2 separate regions of the Homo sapiens genome follow, and region 2 is linked to region 1. Evidence: chromatin loops called from intact Hi-C (ENCODE). Cell type or tissue: B cell. All regions are shown on one strand.

Region 1 (2,500 bases):
TTAGTGTGAGGGCCTGGAATGCTTCTCATGGCGCCAAGGCGGTGGCGTGGATCTTGATAGGCCGTGAGCTCTTTGGCAGAAATGAAACTGTTAACAAAGGATGGAAAGAAGTATGTCCTTAGTAAAGAAAATGTCAACCTCTTTGGTTTGCCAGTGGTTTGTTGTTTAAGGTAAATGTGAGATCTGGGGGTTTGTTTGTAGAGATGAGACTTTGTTTCTTTCAAATTTTCTATTGGAGAAATAAATGTGAATTCTTGCCAGTTAACTGGGAATCTGAAAATGTGCCATTTGGGGTCAGACTTTTCTTTGAGTTTCAAGATTGCCTGTTTATTTGACTTAAGGAGCTGGTGTTTATGGACAGATAGAATAAGAGTTAACAGAAGACATTACTGTTGTGTAGAAGCTCTTGGCTATCACCTGAGCTGGTCTTTCCCAGGGGAAATGAAAATCTGGCGATCTGGCAGTGAATGGGGATAGATATGATACATAGTCATTCAGTAATATATACGTCTGTGTGAATGTATCTGTATACGCATCTATAGTCTTATTTTCCAGTGGGCCTTCATTCTCAAAAGCTCTGGAGTCAAGAGCCTTTAAAGAAGTCTTTTAAACTAACTGATCCCTGACTGCATTTCTGGCAAGTTTTATTGGGACACTGCGTTGTTAGCACCAGCAATTGATGTTGGAGTGTGTGTTACCCTTTTTCATGTTATTTTCTGAACCTATTGAGCCTAGAGTGAGGGGTGGTGAAATGCATGGTAAGAACTACATAGGAGGGTATAGCCATCATGTTGCGATTATGTGTGGGTCATTGATAAAATCGGTTTTTAGATTTTTTTTTCTGTTATGTTTAATCTCCTTTCTATCTCTGTGTCTTCTGATTTCAAGGCATTAACACTAATGAGTCTCCCATGGGTTAGTCATGGGTTTAAGACTCCCGCCATACTCCTGCTGGTGTCCGCCCAAATCCACCCAGAGGACAAGCCATGAAGTGGGTTTGTGGTGGTGGCTCCACCTGGTGGCTCTCCTAGGAAACTCCTCTTTCTGCCCACCTTTTCCTTCTCCTTGGGAGAATCTTGATGGAGGATGCCTTTGATTCCTCTGACTCAGTGTTCACTATTTGTGCAGTTCCATCCCAGACCCACGGCTTCTCACATTACTTATGGATTTTTTTAGCCCTTTTGCTTTTTCGCCTAAGAATTGCTCTTTGAACTCATATAATCTGTGTCCTGATCCTTGTTCTATCTGTGATACCCCTATGGACCAGGATTATTGTTAATGAGGATTAAAAAAAAAAAAGGACTCCCATAGGCATGACTCTAGATATAGATATTAATTTGGACAAAATAAAGAATCACACTGAAATCCCTGTAGGTATGTATGCCAAAATCTCCTGCCTAATAGCTCCAAGTACCCTTATCTACTTCTTCTTCACTTTTTGTTGAACCCATTTTTCCTCAAAGGAGCAATATTTTATTACCAATGTTGTTTTCAATTGTCAGCAGGTGGCGAAAGTAAAAAGCCAACTAACTTTTTGGCTTCATTGTTGTTTCATTATTGTTTGTGAATTCTCTACAGGCAGCCCCCTTCTTGCCTGGGCACAGACTGCCCCCGCTTGGTATGTCACTGAGCATAAGTATTTTTGATAAATAAAAATGTCTTTTATTCTCATTATTTTTCAGTTTTTAGTTGTTGATAATATTGCAGATATGACTTATTTTAGCTGCATTGTGGGTCAGTCTGGGAACTTAATCACCATTTATAACTTTGCTTCTATGGGAATAATGCATTCAGAGTTCCAAACTCTCTGCATAAGGCACATATAAGTCTTTTTTTTTTTTTTTTTTTTTTTTTCTTGGAGGCAGAGTCTCGCTCTATCCCCTAGGCTGGAGTACAGTGGCATGATCTCGGCTCACTGCAACTTTCGCCTCCCGGGTTCAAGCCATTCTCCTGCCTCAGCCTCCTGAGTAGCTGGGACTACAGGCACCTGCCACCATGCCCGGCCAATTTTTGTATTTTTAGTAGAGACGGGATTTCGCCATGTTGGTCAGGCTGGTCTTGAACTCCTGACCTCAAGTCATCCCCCAGCCTCGGCCTCCCAAAGTGCTGGGATTACAGGCGTGAGCCACTGTGCCTGGCCAAGTCTGACTTCTTTTTTTTTTTTTTTTTTTTTTGCATTGCTGACATGAATCCTTAAGTACCTTTGTAAAAGTCAGAGTCCGTATAATCGGTGCCCACTGAAGTTTGCTCATGTTGCAGAGGAGTTTATAATTCACACAGTATAGAATGCTGGAACTGTGCAAGCTCCACACAGTACACTAGGCTCTGAGGATAGCTTTGGGTTCAATCACATTGCACCATTGTATATGGTGCTTATTTTCACAAGGCCTGAGTTGGATCTTAGTGTGCCCACGTTTGTATGAGGCATGTCGTGAAAGTGGGTCCTATTGTATATTTCCATCTACTAGTGACGAGACCTTGCACCAAGCGTGACATGCTC
Region 2 (2,500 bases), 56 kb after region 1:
TGTGGTTTCTTTAATTGCTCATTTGTTTAAATGGCTTTTAGCTTTACAGTTTCCCTTTAGGAAATGTTACTTTCATTGCTAATTGCTAATTGACATGAGTCATAGAGATTGGAGGTACAGTATGTGGTACTGACTGGGTGGGGAGGCAACAAGGTGGGTGGGAAGGGTTGCTATTGCACAGGCTATGGGAAAACAAATTTGGATCAAAACCAGGCTCCCGGCTAAAGAGGGGTGAATTTCACATGTACAAAGATATCTGCTTTGGAATTAGATTTTCTGAAAAGTTGTTTTGATTCACATCTTAAAATTAAAAGTAAGGGGTGGGGAGATCAAACAAAACTCAGAGCCAGTCAAACTACTCAACATACTGAATACAAAAGCCTAGTGCAAGTTATCCTGTGCCCAGTCACACTTTTAGAGGTGGTTCCTGGCTGGTTGTGAAGTTCTTCTTCAGGGCTCTGGCTGATTTCTGAGCTCTTTCTCTCCCCATCCCCACTCTTGACAGGTTTAAGGGAAACCACAGGCTCCGAGAGTGATGGGGGTGACTCAAGCAGCACCAAGTCTGAAGGTGCCAACGGGACAGTGGCAACTGCAGCAATCCAGCCCAAGAAAGTTAAGGGAGTGGGCTTTGGAGACATTTTCAAAGACAAGCCAATCAAACTAAGACCAAGGTCAATTGAAGTAGAAAATGACTTTCTGCCGGTAGAAAAGGTATGTTCGACAGTTTCTATTTGATTTCAACTTAATGTGGAATATCCAAAAGTACGTTGTGGGGTTTGGTGCTGGAGGCTTCCAATTCCTCTTTTAGGGTTTCCATGTCCTCATGTACTAGTTGTTTGTCCTGTCTTCTTTTTTAGCTCTCCCTCTGTGTGGGAACGACTTCCCTCAAAAGGCTCATGCTCTAGTTTGCTGCTTTCTTTCTTGCTGATCTCTCTAGGGAATGCTTCTCAGGATGACTTTGGAAATGGACCAGTACTTCTCTATCTGCTTCCCAGAAAAACCCCTCATTCCTGGACCCGCCTAAGTGCATGACCCTGACACTTTTCAGACACTGGCCAATCTCTCTCCGCTCCTTGTACATTTCTCTAGTGCTTTGTGCTTGGGTGTGCTGACTGTGGTTCTGCACTAGAGTGAAGGAATTGTGCACCTTTTCTCTAAGAGTTAGTTGGAGATAATTTCAGACTGTTGAAAGGAAGTCTCCCGCAGGTGTGAATGATGGAGATGGCCTGTGCTGTGACTCCCTGGGTTGTTCCCTTCAGGAAGCTGGCTGTTTCCTTCTGCCTCTGGTTCTGGGCTAGTGAGAGGCAGGCAGCATGTTGCTGCTGAGTACGCGGTTACCACAGCAACACACCCAGAGCCCTCGCGCTTGTGGCTGCCGATGACGTCTACTGTGGTATACTTCTGAGCATTGTAGCCTTGCTTAGGAGTTGATAAATACTGTGGAATTTTCCAAATTATAATAAGCTACTCTCGTGCTGTGCTTAAGGCATGTTTGTTAATTCGATTTAGTGCTGAAATTTTTGCTTTGACATTTGTGCCAGCAGATTTGGGGGACGGGGTATTGGCAACCTCTCTAATTCAGGTTTATGGGTGGCTTTTAAGTGTTGTTGTTTTTTTTTCTTTCTTTTTTTTTTTTTTTGGTGGGATAACATTTTAAAGGTTGCATCATCTTCTGCAGCTGTAGGACATCCACCCCTCCACCCGCCCTCAGCAACCTTGCCCAGTGTCATCATGCATTAGAAGCAGAATCTGAAAAGGAAACTTTTCGAACACTGAATCCCTCTAGAGATGAGTCAGGCAGAAAGGGCAGATACCTAGAAATTAAAAACCGTTTCATTTAAACTTTTTTTTTCAATGTTGAAGTTTCTTTGAGTCAGCATTGTTCCTTTCAGCAATCAATATATGATATTTTTCAAGATCTGAAAACTAGTGTCCCAGCTCTTGAGCTCACTTCTGTTGCATATGGTCACATTCAGATTCCTGTGAACATTTACAAAAGAGCAAGTCCCCATCTTGGAAAGGAACACTGGATGCAGTTTTTCTTCTTTTATTCAAGTGGTTGAAGTGAAAACGACCATTGACTCAGTCAGCAAACAGTTCATTCCTTTTGTTTGTTTTATGATTCCTGGCCTTTATCTTCTTTGTGTAGGAGGACTGTGTGTGTGTGTGTGTGTGTGTGTGTGTGTGTGTGTGTGTGTGTATGACTCTTATTATTGCTATTAATATTAGTTTTAGCTGCCAATAATAAATTGAGTTACTGTTGATAGCAATGTCAATGTCAAATATAATACTTGAAAGTTTTTATCTCAGCACATTTCTTTCCTGAACCTCAGAGCTGTATGTCCAACTGCCTGCTTACTTCAGTATCTCCACTTGAAGATCTTAAATTCATATCCGTTTGCCTAAACCTGAACTCATCGTCCTCCTCCAACTGCTCTACCCACAGCTTTCCCCATCTCAGTTGAAGGCAGCGCCATCTCCCACTCCTATCGCTCAGGAC

Evidence for each region. Hi-C counts contacts between places; a loop is a spot of excess contacts. Peaks named below come from ENCODE experiments on the same cell type or tissue, not always from the same donor. Only the 100,000 strongest peaks of a DNase experiment are listed, where the experiment ranks them.
Region 2: it touches region 1 in a loop (2.5-fold over the local background); 10 of 110 quality-filtered maps call a loop at or near these places.

Annotation. Positions count from the first base shown.
Region 1 is chrX:19,738,369-19,740,868 of GRCh38, reverse strand. All of the region lies in intron 3 of SH3KBP1 (SH3 domain containing kinase binding protein 1), which reads left to right. Among named protein-coding and RNA genes, the nearest start is that of SH3KBP1, 150 kb to the left of the region's middle. In B cell, a CTCF peak has its summit at 1,034 (motif pointing left); a DNase peak (open chromatin) is centred at 998.
Region 2 is chrX:19,682,034-19,684,533 of GRCh38, reverse strand. SH3KBP1 (SH3 domain containing kinase binding protein 1) reads left to right here. Exons shown (of 18, transcript NM_031892.3): 6 at 506-711. Among named protein-coding and RNA genes, the nearest start is that of MAP3K15, 170 kb to the right of the region's middle. In B cell, no CTCF peak of the experiment used is centred here; a DNase peak (open chromatin) is centred at 1,343; H3K27ac peaks cover 1,730 bases.